Regions from separate parts of the Homo sapiens genome. Here region 2 is linked to region 1. Evidence: read pairs that join two places in POLR2A ChIA-PET (ENCODE). Cell type or tissue: CD4-positive, alpha-beta T cell. All regions are shown on one strand. Links, peaks and the distances in the headings refer to the core of each region. The heading gives the core; the rest is flanking DNA. Region 1 overlaps CDR2 (cerebellar degeneration related protein 2). Region 2 has its middle 63 kb from the start of CDR2-DT.

Evidence for each region. ChIA-PET counts read pairs that join two places held together with the same protein. Peaks named below come from ENCODE experiments on the same cell type or tissue, not always from the same donor. Only the 100,000 strongest peaks of a DNase experiment are listed, where the experiment ranks them.
Region 2: POLR2A ChIA-PET joins it to region 1 with 10 read pairs; 12 of 35 experiments call an interaction of 5 or more read pairs at or near these places.

Annotation. Positions count from the first base shown.
Region 1 is chr16:22,352,591-22,362,237 of GRCh38, reverse strand. The region is part of intron 2 of CDR2 (cerebellar degeneration related protein 2); the gene reads left to right. Among named protein-coding and RNA genes, the nearest start is that of CDR2, 17 kb to the left of the region's middle. RefSeq lists a silencer at 3,948-4,017 and an enhancer at 4,888-4,967. In CD4-positive, alpha-beta T cell, for the core only: no CTCF peak of the experiment used is centred there; DNase peaks (open chromatin) are centred at 4,007, 4,507, 4,787 and 8,527; H3K4me3 peaks cover 909 bases; H3K27ac peaks cover 5,664 bases.
Region 2 is chr16:22,433,236-22,442,882 of GRCh38, reverse strand. It overlaps the pseudogene RRN3P3 and the pseudogene SMG1P1. Among named protein-coding and RNA genes, the nearest start is that of CDR2-DT, 63 kb to the right of the region's middle. RefSeq lists a silencer at 5,165-5,664. In CD4-positive, alpha-beta T cell, for the core only: no CTCF peak of the experiment used is centred there; DNase peaks (open chromatin) are centred at 5,359 and 5,842; H3K4me3 peaks cover 1,364 bases; H3K27ac peaks cover 569 bases.

The DNA.
Region 1 (9,647 bases), core at 644-8,643:
CAGTTCAGACCTTCATGATTAAATAGGTATAAAATTCAGCCGGGTGCGGTGGCTCACGCCTGTAATCCTAGCACTTTGGTAGGCCAAGGCGGGTGGATCACGAGGTCAGGAAATCGAGACCATCCTGGCTAACGTGGTGAAACCCCGTCTCTAGTAAAAACACAAAAAATTAGCCGGGCGTGGTGGCGGGCGCCTGTAGTCCCAGCTACTTGGGAGGCTGAGGCAGGAGATTGGCGTGAACCCGGGAGGCGGAGCTTGCAGTGAGCCGAGATCGTGCCACTGCACTCCAGCCTGGGTGACAGAGCGAGACTCCATCTCAAAAAAAAAAAAAAAAAAAAAAGTATAAAATTCATGTATAAAACTATTCAGGAGATTTAGCTTGGAATATTTCGGGAAACATATTCATGAGTCTCTTGTTCCTGTAATATGTAGTCCACTGGTTCCTAGATCTGAGCATTGCACAATGCAGTATTTTACTCTTTATCCAAAGCTGTTTTTGGCTAAGAATAATTACTCTCTTAGGTTTCTTCACCACCATTACAGTTGACTTTCTTTTTTCTTTCCTTTTATAAGTTGCTTCATGAAAGTAAGTTTCCAGTCTCAGTAGGGGAGATGAGATGGCAGTAATGGCTAAGCCCACTTACCAGCCAGGGGATTCCCACAGACTGTCCTTGCTGCCTGCTCCATCACAACTGTGCCTGGGCAGATGTAGAGATCACGATGTAGATTTCTGAGGTCTCTCTAATAGCCTAAAAGAATGCCATGTGCTCTTGTAAAAGTAACCAGGCAGCTAAAGAGCCTACTTCCTTGCTAAACAATGACCCTTGCATATGTTCCTCTTATTGCAACCTTCAGGAGGCCCCCTAAACTTTATAAGGGCCCTCTCCTTAATTTGAGCCTTTTCAACGTGTTTCTCCTTCCCTTAAACTTTTTATTGAAATCTACATTACAGAAAAGGGCATAAATCCTAAGTGTATAGTTTGATGAATTTTCATAAAGTAAACATGCCCATGCAACCTATTCCTAGATAAGGAGTTGAGAGCATTATCAGCTCATCTGGTCACCACCCGGTGAGCTAGCATCCTAAGTTTAGCTTGTTTTTGACCTTTACGTGAATGGAATCACTTGTACAAGTTTTAAAGTAACTGTTTAGAATGTTTATTGGGAATTAGATTACAAAGTAATACACAGCTTGGCGCAGTGGCTCACGCCTGTAATCCTAGCACTTTGGGAGGCTGAGGCGGATGGATCACTGAGGTCAGGAGTTCGAGACCAGCCTGGCCAACATGGCGAAACCCTGTCTCTACTAAAAATACAAAAAGTAGCTGGGCATGGTGGTGCATCCCTGTAATCCCAGCTACTCGGGAGGCTGAGGCAGGAGAATCCCTTGAACCTGCAGGGCGGAGGTCACAGTGAGCCGAGATCCTGCCACTTCACTCCAGTCTGGGCGAAAGAGTGAAACTCCGTCTCAAAAAAAAAAAAAAAAAAAAAAAAAAAAGATCATTTTTTTAATTCAGAAAAATATATAGTTGAAGAACAAAAAGTCAGCTCCTATCCCACCACCAGTGAAATTTAAAATGAGACAGTCCAGAAGAATGGTCTGGGAACAAACTCATCTGAGCGAATGAAAAATAGTGCAGAGAACTGGTGAAAATACTAGGACAAGATCCCTAAGATTCTGACTTATTATGGAAATAGACAACTTGGACACTGCCAAAGGGTATTTTGTAAGTAGAACCACAAATATTCTTTCAAAGACTCTTGGAGGGTTTCAAACAATCCTCCTAAAAATTGATCAGTATTTTTGGTAGGCATCATTTTTAATGTAAAAACGAAAAAAACAAAAATTTCCTTTTATGTGAAAACGAAAAAAGATTAAACTATTCAAAATAATGGTTAAACTGGCTTCAGAGAAGCCTGTAGCCTGTCTTACTTTTTTTCAGTGCTAATTTGAAAAACTTAGATAATTTTTTAAGAATCCAGAGCAAGTTTTTTCTGTTCTGGGTGGAAGGAGGGGAGGAGAGAACTCTTACTTGGGAGAGTAATGAGATCAGACACCATTGGATTCATTTACACTTTGCTACAACCGTGTAAGCAGCCTACAGCCTTGTGTTTTGGTTACTTCCCTGCTTAGACACCTGCATTATCCCCTACAGGAGTTGTGCCTAGCACTCAAAGTAGTCTGGCCTTCAAGGCATCCCTTCTTTCAAGAGTTCATGCCCTCTTTGGAAATGGAAAAATATTTTGTGCTGCTTTTACTGCATGTATCAATATTCTACTGCATATGATACTTAATTGATTTGCTTTATTTTCCTTTCCCCTTATTTCCCATTGCAACAGTGAGCACTGTTGTGTTTATTCATGGTCTTTCACACATACTAGGTAATCAATACTTTGTTGAAATCAGTATTTTAACAGAGGAGAAACAGCTTACAAAGCTCTTCTAATAACTCCTAAACTTTGGGTTTCCACCTCTGGAGATTTTTAAGGCAGGCAGAAGGGGCTCTGGCCTCTGTTTTAGGAGATTCAGGTTTAAACCCTCAATTTTAATTGCAAATAGCTAGAGAATTTAGACATATGAATTACCCCTCAGATTCTCTTTGCTCCGTTATGGAATGGTGATAATGCTTACACTGCTTTGGTGTAGGAGTTTTCTGAGGGGATGAGATTATGGAGGCATATATATTTTGAACAGTATAAATTGTTACTTTGGTATAGGATTTTTCTGAGGGGATGAGATTATGGAAGCATATATATTTTGAACGGTATAAATCGTTGCATAGTTTACCAATGTTTTAAGAATTTTAGTAGTGAGCCGGTGGCGGTGGCTCACTCCTGTAATCCCAGCACTTTGGGAGGCTGAGGCAGGTAGATCACGAGGTCAGGAGTTCAAGATAAGCCTGGCCAAGATGGCGAAACCCCATCTCTGCTAAAAATAGAAAAATTAGCTGGGCGTGGTGGCGGGCGCCTGTAATCCCAGCTACTCAGGAGGCTGAGGCAGAGAATTGCTTGAACCCGGGAGGTGGAGGTTGCAGTGAGCCAAGATTGCGCCACTGCAGTCCAGCCTGAGCAAAAAAGCGAGACTCCGTCTCAAAAAAAAAAAGAATTTTAGTAGTGAAAAAAGTCTTTAAAAATTTGTATGGATATATAACAGCTTTACATATATCTGGGGCGCCTGTGACGTTTTGATACAAGCATACAATGTGTAATGATGAAATCTAAACTGAGATAACCATGACCTCCAACATTTATCATTTCTTTGTGTTGGGAATATTGCGTATCTTTTCTAGCTATTTTGAAGTATACAATAAGATATTGTTAACTATAGTCATGAAAGAACTTAAATTCTGAAAAAATAAATCTTCCAGAATTACTGGAAATAGACTTTAAAAACAATCTAATCCCACAATTTTAATAATGGGATTATAGGTGGTTTCTATTTTCATGTTCATGCCTCCCGCCACCAAATTTCTACAGGGGAAATATATTTCATCAGGGGAAAGAGATTTTTCAAAAGTAATAGGAAATATTTCTTTATTATTGTGGAAGTTCATTTTGATAGTAAATTCAGAGGATTTAGGCTGTAATCCTTAATTTCAGGATAATCCCAACACTGCTTACAAGCCAGATTTCCACTCCATTTCTATGCATTTTTACTTGGGGTCGTTTGTTTCTATCTTTCCCTGCGTTCCAGGTTAGGATTCCACAATTGCAAATAGGTATTTATGTAATTCTGCTGGCCTTTGTTTTTTAAAGATTTACCTTAATTGTAAAGGTGGCCTGTTTGTAGCTTTTGTGCATAACTGGAACCTTGTACTCATAGTTGAGGTGACAGTCTGTGCAAATTCCTAGACAGTGAGATAAACCCAAGGCATTTTGCTATAAGTTGACATTTTTGCCCACATTTCTGCTACCCCATGACCCCCTTCCCCCACTGTTTTGCTTTAAATGTCTCCCTTTCCTGTTTACTATGGCAGTCAGATTCATTGGAGGCTGTGTATCAAAGAGAAAACCAGCATGTCAGCAGCATGTCTGTACCTTGAGATGAGAGGTAGGAAATAAGCTAACCCATTTCCTTCTAGATTCAGAAAAAAAATGAAGCACTGACTCCATAGACCTAGATGTCTGGCCTTACATCAGTACGTACTTAGAGAGCTCATCATTTTTCTTTAAGTTGCTGACTGGTTTTGTCAGACTCTTCTGTAGGTCCCCTATAACTGAATCTTGGAGAAGTGAAGGGCTTTTCTGATTAATTTTGGTTTTATATAATAAGATTAAGCTCCTACCATGTGAAAACAAGCTCCTTGACATTCTTTAGATTGTTGTTAAAGCCAAGTCATCTAAAACCAAAATATCACAAGTTCTTAAATGGTTTCATTATGTTGTTATCACAGGTATCACAGGTTTTTATATATCAAACAAGGAACTTTCTATAGTTTCTTAAATGGCCTGTTTGTACTTATTTGCATATTGACTTGTTTCCTGTATGTTGGCCACAACTCTAACTTGAACATCCTATCTGTAAGAGAACAACAACTTGAGACCCATCTGGTATCTGGTAGGAACTGTAAAAGTCTCCCCCTCAGATTACCGGGGCAATTGCTGCCATGGGAATAAATACAGAGAAATAATCTATAAATGGAAAAGCGGGGAGAGAATTCATGGTTAATAGGCTGTTTTCCCAAGAGGGCTAAAGCCAAAGCCCTTCTCAAAACCTTTCAGTTAAATCCCCCTTGACATCTCACAGTCTGAGTCATGCCAAGCACAATAAGCTGTTGTGAAGAAAAGTCTAGAAACTGCCAGTTCGCCAGTATTTTTTTGTCCCCTACTGTGTGTCAGGAATGGACTAGATACACAAGAGCCTTCCATTCTTAGAAGACTACAGTACTGGCCTGGCACGGTGGCTCATGCCTGTAATCCCTTCACTTTGGCAGGCCGAGTCAGGTGGATCTCCTGAGGTCAGGAGTTCAAGACCAGCCCGGCCAACATGGTGAAACCCAGTCTCTAATAAAAATACAAAAATTAGCCTGGTGTGGTGGTGCAAGCCTGTAATCCCAGCTACTCAGGAGGCTGAGGCAGCAGAATCACTTGAACCTGGGAGACCAAGATTGCAGTGAGCTGAGATCGTGCCTCCAGCCTGGGCAACAGAGTGAGACTCCATCTCAACAACAACAAAAAATTGAATATTATTGTATTGTTTTGAGAGAAATCAATTTAGGGTACCTTGGGAATGCTGCCGCTTTAGACCTGCTTTAAGGTGGTCTTCTTTTTTTTTTTTTTTTTTCTTTTTTTTTTTTGAGATGGAGTCTTGTTCTGTTGCTGAGGTTGGAGTGCAGTGGCATGATCTTGGCTCACTGCAACTTCTGCCTCGCAGGTTCAAACAATTCTCCTGCTTCAGCCTCCCCAGTAGAGTAGCTGGGATTACAGGCATACACTACCTTGCCTGGATAATTTTTGTATTTTTATTTATTTTATTTTATTTTTTAGACAAAGTCTTGCTCTTGTCCCCCAGGCTGGAGTGCAGTGGCGTGATCTCGGCCCACTGCAACCTCCACCTCCTGGGTTCAAGTGATTCTCCTGCCTCAGCCTCCTGAGTAGCTGGGATTACAGGCACCTGCCATCATGCCCGGCGAATTTTTGTATTTTTAGTAGAGATGGGGTTTCACCATGTTGGCCAGGCTGGTCTCAAACTCCTGACCTCAGGTGATCCACCTGCCTCGGCCTCCCAAAGTGCTGGGATTATAGGCATGAGCCACCACACCCAGCAAATTTTTGTATTTTTAGTAGAGACGGGGTTTTGCCATGTTGGCCAGGCTGGTCTCGAACTCCTGACCTCAAGTGATCTGCCCACCTCGGCCTCCCAGAGTGCTGGGATTACAGCCATGAGCCACAGCACCTGGCCAAAGTGGTCTTAAAAGGCTTCTGAAGAGGTTATGTTTGAAATGAGGCCAGAAGGATAACTGGAATTTATAATCTTTCTTTGGTGCCATGGATCCCTTTGATTATCTAATGAGATCTAGGATAATCCTCTTAAAATTCATTGAATTACAAAGGAAACCTGTTAGAATGAAATACCTGTCAAATATTGAAAAAAGTAAATTTGTGATGTAATATAGATACGTATTAACATATTTAATAACAAGATCTAGAAACTACCATGATTTCAAATAGTGATGAATGTAGGCAGTAAATCAAGATTTCTGCAACTATAGTGCAATATGAAAATACCTGTGATTTCTGTTGATGATGAAGTCACAGATAAACCTAATACTACTAGTGGTTTATTGCCTCTGTCAAAAGAAAAAATTACGACAAACATAGTATAAAGATCTTAATTAGCTTTTATTTGAGATTCTAAAGTTGGGCAACACCTCATTCTTAGAGAATGAGGGTTTCAATGAGCTGAGCAGAGGAAGTTGGTTTTATAGACAGGGGCTGAGGAAAGCAGAAACAGAAAACAAAAAATGGGTGGTTTCAAAGTTAATTTATTTGTAAAGGTTAAAGCAGAGGGAAGTCCCTTATGCTGGCTAAAACTGGCATGTTTGGGGGCTTGGCTATTATCTCTTCTAATTTCTCAGAAGTCAGATGAACAACTTTGCTTTGGCTTGCTGACATGGAACTTTAGCACAAGTGACTCCATTTTGGTTTGGTTTGTTGGGCCTAGGGCAGGGACTCAGTCCAAACCAGTGGTCTCCTATAAATTTTAACAGATCTATTAGTACTTGAAAGAAATGTCAAATTTCATTTAGAAGTTAACAAAAATGAAGATGTAGCTGTTCAGACCCTTTAAATTCATCCATGTTCACAGACCCTCTAAAGTCTATCCATGGACCCCAGGCTAAGAACTGCTGGCTTAGGTGGAGCAGCCAGGAGAACTGCATCCCCCCGGATAGGGGATCGTAAAGGCATTAGAGGAGGGAGGCACTTGCCTTGCAGTGGGGCAACTCCAAAAAAGGCAAAGATATCTCCCCTAAGTGTGAAATTTTAAAAAAATCAATAGCTAACAAATGAAGCTGGAAAAACCACTTGAGACAATTGGGAAAATATTAATGCTGAAACGTAATAGATGTTAAGGAATTATTGAGTTTTTTTCCCTTAGGAATTGTGGTTAAAATAAAACGTCCTAGAAATGTATGAAGATGTATACTTGAGATGCCTTGGATTAGCTTTAAAATGATTGGAGGACGAGGAAAGTAGGAGAGTAGAGATGAAATAAGATTGGCTGTATGTTGATAATTGTTGAAACTGGTTGATGGGTACGTGGGAGTTCATTAAACCATTTCTCTGCATGTATATATGTTTGAGATTATCCACAATAGAAAGTTTTATTTATTTATTTATTTTTAGACATAGTCTCACTCTGTCGCCCAGGCTGGAGTGCAATGGTGTGATCTTATCTCACTGCAACCTTTGCCTCCTGGGTTCAAGTGATTCTCATGCCTCAGCCTCCCAAGTAGCTGGGACTACAGGCGTGTGCCACCATGCCTAACTAATTTTTTTTTTTTTTTTTTAAGTAGAGATGGAGTTTCACCATGTTGGCCAGGCTGGTCTCGAACTCCTGTCCTCAAGTGATCCACCCGCCTTGGCCTCCCAAAGTGCTGGGATTACAGGCATGAGCCACCACACCTGGTCCACAATAGAAAGTTTTAAAATGCAGTGGATAAGATTAGCCATCTGTAGAAATTCAGTATTTGTTTGGACTGAGAAGTTAGGAAGGATCACTCAAGCAAGGTTAAGGTAACTAGTTTGTAATTTCAGGGAATTAATGATTGTTAAGAACATACCAAAGTGAAGCGTTATGATGATGAATGCTGCTGTGGTACAGTTAAAATATAACCTAATCTTAGTGGATAACTGCATCTAAGCTGAGCCCTATGCAGGGAGACGGTGAGCATTAAGCTGAAGAGTCATCATTGATCCAGTGAATGCCTGTGTCTCCTAGACCCAAGAGAAAAGGACATTGGTCAGGGCAGGGGACGTCCAGGATTTTCCATGTCCAAGATCAACATTTCTCTAAGTGTGATCTCTGGACTGCCTGTACTAATATCACCTGGGTTTGTTGCTAAAAATGCAGAATCCTGGCTCTACTCCAGTCTCAGCCGTTTGAGGGGAAGGGACCCAGGTTCTTACACTTTAATAAATCTTCTTCCAGGTGAATCTTAGCACATGTAAAGTTTGAAAACTGTAGCTTTAAATAAAGATGACAGTAGCTTCTCCTTATTGAGCAATTTACCATCTGCCAGATCTCATGCTGAGCTCTCTACATATATTAACGTTTTTGTAAATTATATATTTGTATATGTCAGGGAGGAAAAATATTTTTTTCCTCAACCTTCATGAGTGCTTAGTTGGAAAGGACCCCTGCAACAAAAGACAGATTAACAAGAGAAAAACAAGCTTACTAACATATCTATTTCATTTATATGTGTGGGAGATACCCAGGGGATGAGTCATTCTCAGAGGTGGCTTTGAATTCCAGCTTATGTAGTATCTTCAACAAAGAATGGTAATTTTTTAGAGAAGTGACAAGACAAAGGGGAAGAACTTTGTCTAGGGGCAGAACTTGTGGGAAGGCAAGTAAGTGGTGATAAAGGCCCGTTAGCAAAGCTTGTTAGTGTGGATTCCTCTGGTGCTGTCTTCTGGCCCATAAAGGTCTAAAGTTGTTAGTGGTTAACCTTTGTTCTCCCTGGTAGAGAGGGAGGAGGCAGGAACCTTTTTATGCCAAAGACGCATGCTTTGGGGTGACATAGTCCAGTCTCTCCCACACACATATTTATCTTTACAGCCTTATGAAGTAGTTGATGAGGAGAACTCACATTAGAAAAATGTGCTTGCTGTAGGTTACCCAGTTCTAAACAGCAAAGCAAGACCTCAAACCAGGTTCTGACTCCAAAGCCTGTGCTCTTAGCTACTATACCACTGCCTCCCATCAGACTCCTCTGATCCCATGTCTACCAGAGACTCTCATTCATGAATCGGCCTTTCACATGCCCTTTGTGGGGCAGCTGTGTCCTAATAGAGGATGTGAATATTCTTGTCACTGGGCAGGAACAGTTCCTGTTGTATATTAATAAATTAATGTCTGGCTTATGCATTAGCCTTTTTAAAGGTAGTTCTGAGTCCTAAAGAATACTTGATAATTTATACTTGATATAAAGAAGCTTGAAACATTTCTGCAGCTATTATATATATATTCTTGTGATTCTAAGCCTTTTTTCCGCTCCTGTGGAATCTCATCAATTCCTAAGAGATTGAACATGTTCCCATCAATGACAAGAACCTACTATGGAATTACTAGCCCGAGGGCAGGATTAAGGGCCTACTCCTTTAGTTCTGAGAAAGCTTCACGCATGAGAATTAGTGGTTGATTTCCAAAGGACCAGAAGAAGCTGGTGGGAGTTGAGGCAGTGAAGACTACACACAGGCTTTTATAGACCGTGCCATGTGCTCACCTTTCTCATTTAATTCTGCCAGTTCTACATGGTAGGTACTAACAGATCCACTTACTAATTCCGAACTCAAAAAGCTCTATAAAGCAAGATTTTTTTTTTCCCCTTAAATTTGCAACAGATTCATTTGGTAGTAGATCTTTACCTGAACTGATGTGAGGCTGTTTATAGTCTTAGTTCATACTTTTTGATGCAGAA
Region 2 (9,647 bases), core at 1,185-9,184, 80 kb before region 1:
TAAAAAATTAGCGTGCCAAGCATGGTGGGTCACACCTGTAATCCTGGCACTTTGGGAGGCCAAGGAGGAAGGATCACTTGAGCCTAGGTATTCAAGACCAGCCCAGGCAGCATGGCAAAACCCCGTCTCTACAGAAAACAAAAAAAAAATAAAGTAGCTGGGGGTGGTAACATGCACCTGTGGTCCCAGCTATTGGGAGGGTGAGGTAGGAGGACTTATTGAGCCTGGGAGGTGGAGGCTGCAGTGAGCTGAGATGGTTCCACTGCACTCCAACCTGGGCAATGGAGCGAGACTCTGTTTCAGAAAAAGAGAGAGGAAGCCAGGCGTGGTGGCTCACGCCTGTAATCCCAGCACTTTGGGAGGCCGAAGCGGGTGGATCACCTGAGGTCAGCAGTTCAAGACCAGCCTGGCCAACATGGTGAAATCCCATCTCCACTAAAAACACAAAAATTAGCCGGGCATAGTGGCATGCACCTGTATTCCCAGCTACTTGGGAGGCTGAGACAGGAGAATCACTTGAACCAGGAGGCGGAGGTTGCAAGTGAGCTGAGATTGTGCCACTATACTCCAGCCTGGGCGACAAAGTAAAGCTCTGTCTCAAAAAAAAAAGAGAGAGAGAGAGGAAAAATAAATTAGCCAGGTGTGGTGGTATGCACCTGTGGTCCCAGCTACTCAGGAGGCTAAGGCGGGAGGATTCCCAGAGCCCAGGAAGTCAAGGCTGCAGTGAGCAGTGATTGCACCACTGCACTCCAGCCTGGGCAACAGAGCAAGAGCATATCTCAAAAAAGAGGAAAGAAAAGAAAAGAAAAACATAAAAACAAATGTTCCTTTAGTTTTAATTTTTATTTTTTAGTTTATTATGGCTGTTTTACTCTCCCCCAAGTAAAACAGCCATACACAATTTGCTGAAATTTTCCTTAGTGTACTTTGAAATCTGTGGAACAGAACTGGCAATCGCTAAATTCTATTTGACTCTAGTTCCATTTAATATTAGACTGGTGTGGAAGTAACTGCGGTTTTTGCCAAAACCGCAATTACTTTTGCACCTACCTAATAGGTATAAAATATGTAACTTCACTTAATTTTATCCTTTATGTATCTCCCTATATTATGTACCTATGGACATCAAACTTAGTACAGACTGATAAAAGGCTGAATAGACAACTCTGGTTTCAAAAATCCAGCTTCTCACAACATCAGACATACTAGTATACAGCTTTTCTAATTTCACAACACATTTCCATTTTTTGGTCTTTCACAATAGAGAAGATGTGTGTACTTTTGAATACTCTGATCTGTCTACAATCTACCAAAATTGGAAGGTGTTTTTATTATACAGTTTCATCCTTTTAGAAATATAGAAAGATCCTAAGTTTGGGCACAGTAAGACACTCAATATAGATCTACTACTAAACAAGTAAGACCAATTACACAATTAATGTCCTAATACCCCGAGTGGAGAAGTAAAATCTACTTGTTTTCTGTTGACTTGAACGCCTTCTCTTCTTTGTTGAATTAATCAATCTATTTGACTCCAATGTCAAATTAATCAATGTCACTTTAGAATATTAAAATGTACAATTATGAATTACACATTTAATTTTAAAACACATCATTCTGATCTCTGTCTTGATTGATACTAGAAGATTATCTTCCAAACTAAGGTGGAAAAAATGACAGACTTTAGCTATTGGCAATGATAGGTCATTTTTTTAGGGAAGAGGAGTAAAGAGGGCCACCTCCATAGGTCAGATATCCCTTTGTTCTAAGAAGCCACCACCCCTGTTTCTTCATATGAAAAAAACCAGAGGCATCCAGTGGTTCCCAAAACCTTCTCAACTTTACGCTTGAGGAACCCACAGATTTCAAATAATACAACTGACCTAAGACACTCATTTGTTTAACCATTCTTTTTTTAACTTTTTATTTTTTTTGAGAAGGAGTCTTGCTCTGCTGCCCAGGCTGGAGTGCAGTGGTGTGATGTCGCTCACTACAACCTCTGCCTCTCAGGTTCAAGTGATTCTCCTGCCTCAGCCTCCCGAGTAACTGGGATTACAGGCATGCACCACCACATCCCGCTAATTTATTTATTTATTTTTTTTTAGTAGAGACAGGGGTTTCACCATGTCGGTTGGCCAGGCTGGTCTCGAACTCCTGACCTCAGGTGATCCACCCACCTCAGCCTCCCAAAGTGCTGGGATTACAGGCGTGAGCCACTGCCCCCGGCCTGCTTAACCATTCTTAAATGTCGGGTGCAGTGGCTCACACCTGTAATCTCAACACTTTGGGAGGCTGAAGGTGGGCAGATTGCTTGCGTTCAGGGGTTCAAGACCAGCCTGGGCAACGTGGTGAAAACCCCATCTCTACAAAAAATACAAAAATGAGCCGGGCTGTTGGCAAGCGCCTGTAGCCCCAGCTACTTGTGGATGCTGAGGCAGGAGGCTTGAGCCTGGGAGGTCGAGACTGCAGTAAGCCAAGTATCTGTGCCGCTGCACTCCAGCCTGGGTGACACAGCAAGACCGTCTCAAAAAAATTGACAGAAGAGTTGACTGAGAGCACAGTGAATGAAAAGGAAGACTATAAGCCAGTGCCATATAAATGCTTACTGTTGGAGGTATGCTTCTATGGAACACGGGTTTGCTCTCTTGCCATATGACATTCACATATTCAGCCACCTGGAACACTTCCTGTCAGTATGTGTGAAGTATCATGTGTGGTCAAAATTGTCTCAACAGTCATTTTCCACACCAACTGGCAAACTAACACTAAAAGAAATCAACAAGTATTGCTTTTTCAAAAGCCTAAATCGGCTGAGTGCGATGACTTACACCTGTAATCCCAGCACTTTGGGAGGCCAAAGCAGGCGGATCACCTGAGTCAGGAGTCCAAGAACAGGCCGGCCAACATGGTGGAATCTCGTCTCTACTAAAAATACAAAAATTAGCTGGACGCCTGTAATCCCAGCTACTCAGGAGGCTGAGGCAGGAGAATTTTTCCCTGTAACCGGGAGGCAGGGGCTGCAGTGAGTTGAGATTACACCACTGCACTCCAGCCTGGGAGACAGAGCAAGACTCCATCTCAGGAAGACAAAAAAAAAAAAAAAAAAAAAGCCTACATCAAGGAAAACAGAACCAAAACACCAGGGACAAAATGGTACATAAGAGGCAAAAAAATTTTCACCAAAATTATTCAGATGAACAATAATAAATGTGCCTGCATCTGAAGATGTTCTAAACCTTCATTTAAGCAAGAAGCAAGATCAAGATCTGTTCCGTCAGTTACCTGGAGTCTGTCATCTTTCTGAATAGGGGACAGAATCACCTCAAATTTAACTAATAAAAATTTATGACTTGGCAAACACCCCAGGTATTTTTATTGACTAACAAATCAGCTATGACAATCTTAGCAACAAATCAAGTTATGCTATGGGGTATGTCCACACTTCCCTGTTCCCTCTACAACAGGAGAAAATCAAATTTTTCCAACATCCTAACAAACTGTTACTGCCTGTAACCAAATGTATCACAGTATCGTCTACCAAGGCGTTACATCCTGAAACTTTCCTACAAAAAGCACAGCTTCAAAGAAACCTTGCAAGCTTTCTTGTAAGCTCCTCCCTTCCCCCATCGCCCCTCCCCAGAGCCAAGAAATAAAGCACTTGAAAGAAACAACATGGATAATATTTATTAATAGCTCATGTACATATTCCATAACTACATAAGCCATTTGGCTTCATACCTGTCAGCAATGAAGTCAGCTGGCCCTAGCACGTGGCTGCGACTCTTCTCTATTTATTTAGAACTACAAACTACAATTTACACTTTTCCAAAAGCTGTAGGACTATTTGGGAAGGGCACTTTATTCTTCTAAAAGGTTACTAAATTCTCTTATATACTTATACTGATCACAATACTGAAAAATAATAGAAAATCCATTGTCATTCATTTACCACCTAATTTGTTAAGATGCCAGAAAACCAAATTTTACACATTTCAATAAAAAGGCAAAACTAAGCATGTCAATCATAGGAAAAAAATACTTAATCAACTAATTTTATTTAAAGCACTCACAAACTCTTAAGTGGTACAAGACAAGTCAACGCTGTTTATCGAACAATATTTTTTTTTACGACTAAACATCTCAATTCTAGACTCAGGCACTAATTATTAAAGTCATGTAGTTATATACACCAATTCTCAACAGACACAGTTTTTTTTGGAAAGGCATATTAAACAGACTAAGATGTGTACTACCCATTAGCCAAAGATAATTTTATTGATTTTTCTAACAAGTCTTCAAATGTTACATTCTAACATCTTAGCAAATTATTTCCAAATACTGCTGGAATTACATGTAACTATCAGGAAACAAAAGGGCTTCTCAACAACTTGTGCGTTCTACATTATCTGGCCAGTTTCCGGACAATTATAATACAATTGTGCTCCAAAGTAGGAGAGTTCCATGAATCAATTACCCCTAAAATATATTTCTGTATATTTAAGGAGTTCTAAGCATTGGGTTAAATTCCAAACAGACTCTGAATACAAGCATTTATTTAGTAAGAGAGGTTAGAATAAATCAATCCTAAATTAGGCACAGCTGCCCTCCCCCCATTGATCAAAAAGACAGGAAATTACATTTATTTAAAAAGTTAATGTTCCTAATATATTCAAATCTAACTAAGCCCCAAAACGGTCTGACATCAAATCCTCCATAAAAGAGGAAATTCTCTAGACTTCTAAGTGGGTGCCCAGAGTTCACTCAAGTGTCCAGGTATGAATTACGATTCACCAGAGTAACCGGCCTTGCACTTAGGGAAAACTTCCATCGCCCAAGACCAGAGTAGGTCGATCCCATCAACAGTCACACAATCTCATCTCACGCTCCACTAATGAATGTTCTGCCTAAAGTCAGAGCAATGCCTTAGCTGGAGTTTTGTTTTGGTTTTTTCAATATTACCACGTGGGGGTCACAGAAAGGAACAGAGGTTAGAAGAGCTCTCACGTGGCGGCTGAAAGACTGGGGAACCGAGAAAGTGAATGAGTAACAGGGAGGGTCCTGGACTCTCAGGATCTCCCAACTCGGGGTCAGGGGGAAGCGGTAAGTGGAATGCCCCCCGCCCCCCCACCCCCGCCTCTTTCTCACCTCCTGGTCCCGACCCTAGGCCAGTGCCACCGCCGGGAGCCCCGGGTCTCGGCTTCAGCCCCGGGCTGAACAAGCAGGGAGGGGAGAGGCACTTAGGCCTCGCCTCCCCGCGGCCTTCCTCCCCCAGCCGGGGCGGAGGAGACCCAGGAAGCTGCGCCCGGCTCCCGGGGGTGGAGGGCCTAGGCCTCGGCCCGCCCGAGGCGGAGCCCGGGAGGTCGGGGCGGGGTCCCGGGCCGGTCACCCACCTGGGTTGCCAGTCATTCCAGCTCCGCGAATAGTTGGTGCCGTTGGTGCCGCCGCCGCCGCTCAGCCGAGACCCCGGGGCTCTGCGGCTCATTACCTTCCCCGACACGACATGGCCAAGCGCCGCCGCCCAGAGAAGCGCGAGTCGCCGCCCGAACCGGCCGCCGCCAACACCCCGCTCCGGCCCGGGGCTGAGGAGGAAGCCGAGAAGGAGGAGAAGGAGGAGGCGGCGGCGGGCGGGGGAAGAGGACGACCGTTCCGGGTTCCGCCTGAGCCCGCAGCACAGGACGAGGAGGCGGGAGCGGCGCGGTGAGAGAGAGGTGGATGAAGGGGAGGCGACGTCTCTTCCAGGGCCGTGCGCGGCCCACGTCGCCGGGGCCGCGGAGGACGAGGACGACGAGGAGCAGGCGGTGGCGGCAGCTCCTCACGCTCACAAGGCCACTGCTAACCCGCCTCCCGGCTCCGCTGGCCGCGCCGCCGCTATCGCACGGTATGCTGGGAGCGAGAAGCGGGGTCGGCCCCGCCGGGCCTGGGGAGAGAGGCGGGTCCTGTCGGCGGGGATCTCCACTAGTGCGGCCACACACTTTTCTCCCGAACGCTTCCCGGAAAGCACCGGGATTTTAAAAACTTTAGGCTTTGTCTTTTCTTCTTCTTCTTCTTCTTCTTTTTTTTTTTTTTTTTTGGTGGGGGAAACAATATAGAAGGCTTTTCCTTCTCTGCAACGATTTTGTGGCTTCCTAGAGGTCAGGAGAGTGTTGGTCATGGGAAAGAAGGTTGAATTCAGTCTGCCCACATGGGCGTGCCTAGCTTTAGAACAGCGCTATTTAGGAGAAGTTGGAAGTTACACCCTTTGGTGAGAAGCTGTGTCTGTTTTTTTCCATGATTGGCATAATTAACTCAAATACCAGCTGTACGTTAGTCCGTATTTCTGTTCATGGTTGAGTTCAGTGTGTCCAGAGACCGGAAGGTGCTTTGCACTCACAGGAGTGCCCATGTGGAGCTCCATGGGATGTGAATTATTGTTGGTCACCAGTTCTGGCTGACATTGGAATCACTTGAAGAGTTTTTATAATATGTGGATTCCAAAGCCCTGTCACAAACCTATTGAATTTGTACCTCCCAGGTTGAATTTTTTGTTGTTTTTTGTTTGTTTGTTTTTTGAGATGGAGTCTCACTCTGTCACCCAGGCTGGAGTGTAGTGGCATGATCTCAGCTCACTGCAACCTCTGCCTCCTGGGTTCAAGCGATTCTCCTGCCTCAACCTCCCAAGTAGCTGGGATTACAGGCACCTGCCACCACGCCTGGCTAATTTTTGTATTTTTAGTAGAGAGAGGGTTTCTCCATGTTGGCCAGTCTGGTCTCGAGCTCCTGACCTTGGGTGATCCACCCGCCTCGGCCTCCCAAAGTGCTGGGATTACATTTACAGGCGTGAGCCACTGTGCCTGGCCCTGGGTTGATTTTGATGCTTAGCTAGGTTTGGGATCCATTGGATTATTTAACACCCGAGGTGCCTTTTGTTTCTAATGATATTCTCTCAACGTGTTTTAAAAATGAAGCGCATGAGATAGTTATGAGATAGTAGAACTTTTCCCTACATTGGTGAAGTAAAAATCTTGGGATTTTGATAGTCAGATTATCTTAGGCATTAAAAAATATCACACCGACGCCCTCTCTTTTTATAGGGATTCGCAGAGGCATTTTTGGAACATCTTTGGAAAAAATTGCAGGATCCAAGTAATCCTGCCATCATCAGGCAGGCTGCTGGAAATTATATTGGAAGCTTTTTGGCAAGAGCTAAATTTATTCCTCTTATGTAAGTAGCCTAATTTTCCGAGTACTTTTTAATATCATGCTTTAAAAAGAGTATAGCATTGTCTCAAGTCAGAAATATCTCCCATATGTTTTTGGCATGTTTTTAAAGTGAATAAAATTCCTACTCTGTGTAAGATGTTTATATTTCTAAGTGGTGATTTTAGAATAAAGTGTCTCCTTTTTTATATATAAAACCCTGTATGTAAGGCTTTTGTCATCTCTTTTGTGTGGTTGCACTTAAAGATCCATTTGTTTTGTGGATAGAGGACAGTGTTGTATACTGTTTTGATTCTTTTTGTAGGTTTGTCATTTTTTCATTTGCATTCCAAATCTATTGTATCTGTTAAAGCTGAAGAAAAACCCTTTTAAAGGTAATAGACCTATCTAGGAGGCCAGTTTCTTTCAGTGGCCCATGAAGATATCTTTGGACAAGGATGCTGTTGAATCCCTTCCCCAAGAACAAAATTATTCACCATAGGACTTGACTGGATGCATCAGGGAATACTGAAGTCCACCAGACTGTCTTTCTCTTGAGACGTGTTGGTGAACATGTCCTATTTGGCCAATCACCCTAAGAGGGGTGCCTTTGAGATGGTTAGGAGAACCTGCTTTCCATCCCTTGGGACGTTCTTAGGGGCTCACCTGTTCCTAGAAGGTCAGAGCTACTCTGCCTTGTAATTGGAAGGTTGTCTTCCTACGCACCCATCCTTATCCTTCCTTTCTTTGCTTTTCCTCTGTACCCATGGGTATTATTTAAAGAAACCTATGAACTTACTTAGCATGGTTTGTAATGAAAGGCAGTTGTGTGTTTTTATGTTATTCTGGTTTTTTTATGAAGTGTAAAGTTGACTTGAATTTTTCTTTTCTCTAGTACTGTAAAACCATGCCTAGATCTTTTGGTTAACTGGCTGCACATATACCTTAATAACCAGGATTCGGGAACAAAGGCATTCTGCAATGTTGCTCTCCATGGACCATTTTACTCAGCCTGCCAAGCTGTGTTCTACACCTTTGTTTTTAGACACAAGCAGCTTTTGAGCGGAAACCTGAAAGAAGGTCAGTGTTGTGGGAGTGCTGGACTGGATTTTCCTTGTGTTCTTGTCACCCTTCAGAATGGTGATTCATTACTTTTTTGAGATTTTTATAAAAACTGGATTCAGAAAACTGCATGTACACTCAAACTTCTAATAATAATTTCAAGCAGCTCATAGGCCCCTACAAACCCCTTAAGATAGATTTGAGCTTGAGAACCCTACAAACCCCTTAAGATGGATTTGAGGTTAAGAAAGAGGTTTCTGCCTTTGAAGGTTTGAAATGTGAAGATGTCTCCAGAGGTGAGGCTGAGCCCTGGGCTGTGCCAGCGCCCTGTACAAAGCTTCAGTTGGATGCACCTTCTCTTTGTTGTCCTTGTAACAGCCCAGTAAATGGCAGGTATTCTCCCTTTACAGACAGCACCAAAGCACGGGGAAGTCATTTTCCCAAGATCACATGGTTACTGGCAGGATTAGAAAACTGAAGCCAGGTTCAGCTGACCCTAAAGTTTGAGTTTATATAGATTACACTCTGCCTGAAGCCTTGAGACTTAATTGACCAGTATTGTTTTGCTAATTTCTAAGAGTTACTTATAATTCAAATCTATCAGTTGAAACTTACTAGATTAGCGTATTTTAGTTGAAGAGAGTCTCCAAGAACAGTGTTTATAAGTCATTGTAAATTGTTCTGTTTATGTTTATGAATAATTCATATGGTTTTGTGGGTCACTTCCTCTAAACCAGGGTCTGTCAACCCTGCATGATTGCCATTTGGGCTGCATCATCCTTCATCGTCGGGGGCTGTCCTCTGCACTGTAGGATGTTTAACAGCCTCCACCTACTAGCTGCCAACAGCAGTCCCTGACCACCCCCAGCTGTGACAACTAAAAGTGTCTCCAGACACTGCCAGGTGTCCTCTGTGGGGGTTGCAGTCTCCTTAGGTTAACAGCCACAGCTCTAAACTGACAGTTGTACGTGTTGCATTATATATGTTTACCTACATCCTACATGCTTCTAAAAGATGTTGTATGAACTAGTAGGATGAGGTTTTATCACAAGGTAAGTAAATACAAGCTCTGCTTTTCTTTGTATAAATTAATGCCAGGAATCTGAATTAAATATCTTGTTTTTGTAAGCAGTGACATCCCATTTAGGTAATTTTTATTGAAATATGCATCAAAGAAACTCCTAAGAAAATATACTTAAGTACAAGTTGGTCAGCTTGCCTCTTAAAATAAATGTGATGTCTTTATTTTACTCATGTAGGAAAGAATTGTATTTATTAAGTCTAAGAAAGTGGCTTCTGTCTAAATTTGCCGTCCGTTGAGGTAGAAGGCAAATTTGGAGTTTTCTTGTTTAGAAAAAAAACTACAGATGACTACTGTGCACCTGAAAACAGCACTCAGCTTCACTAAC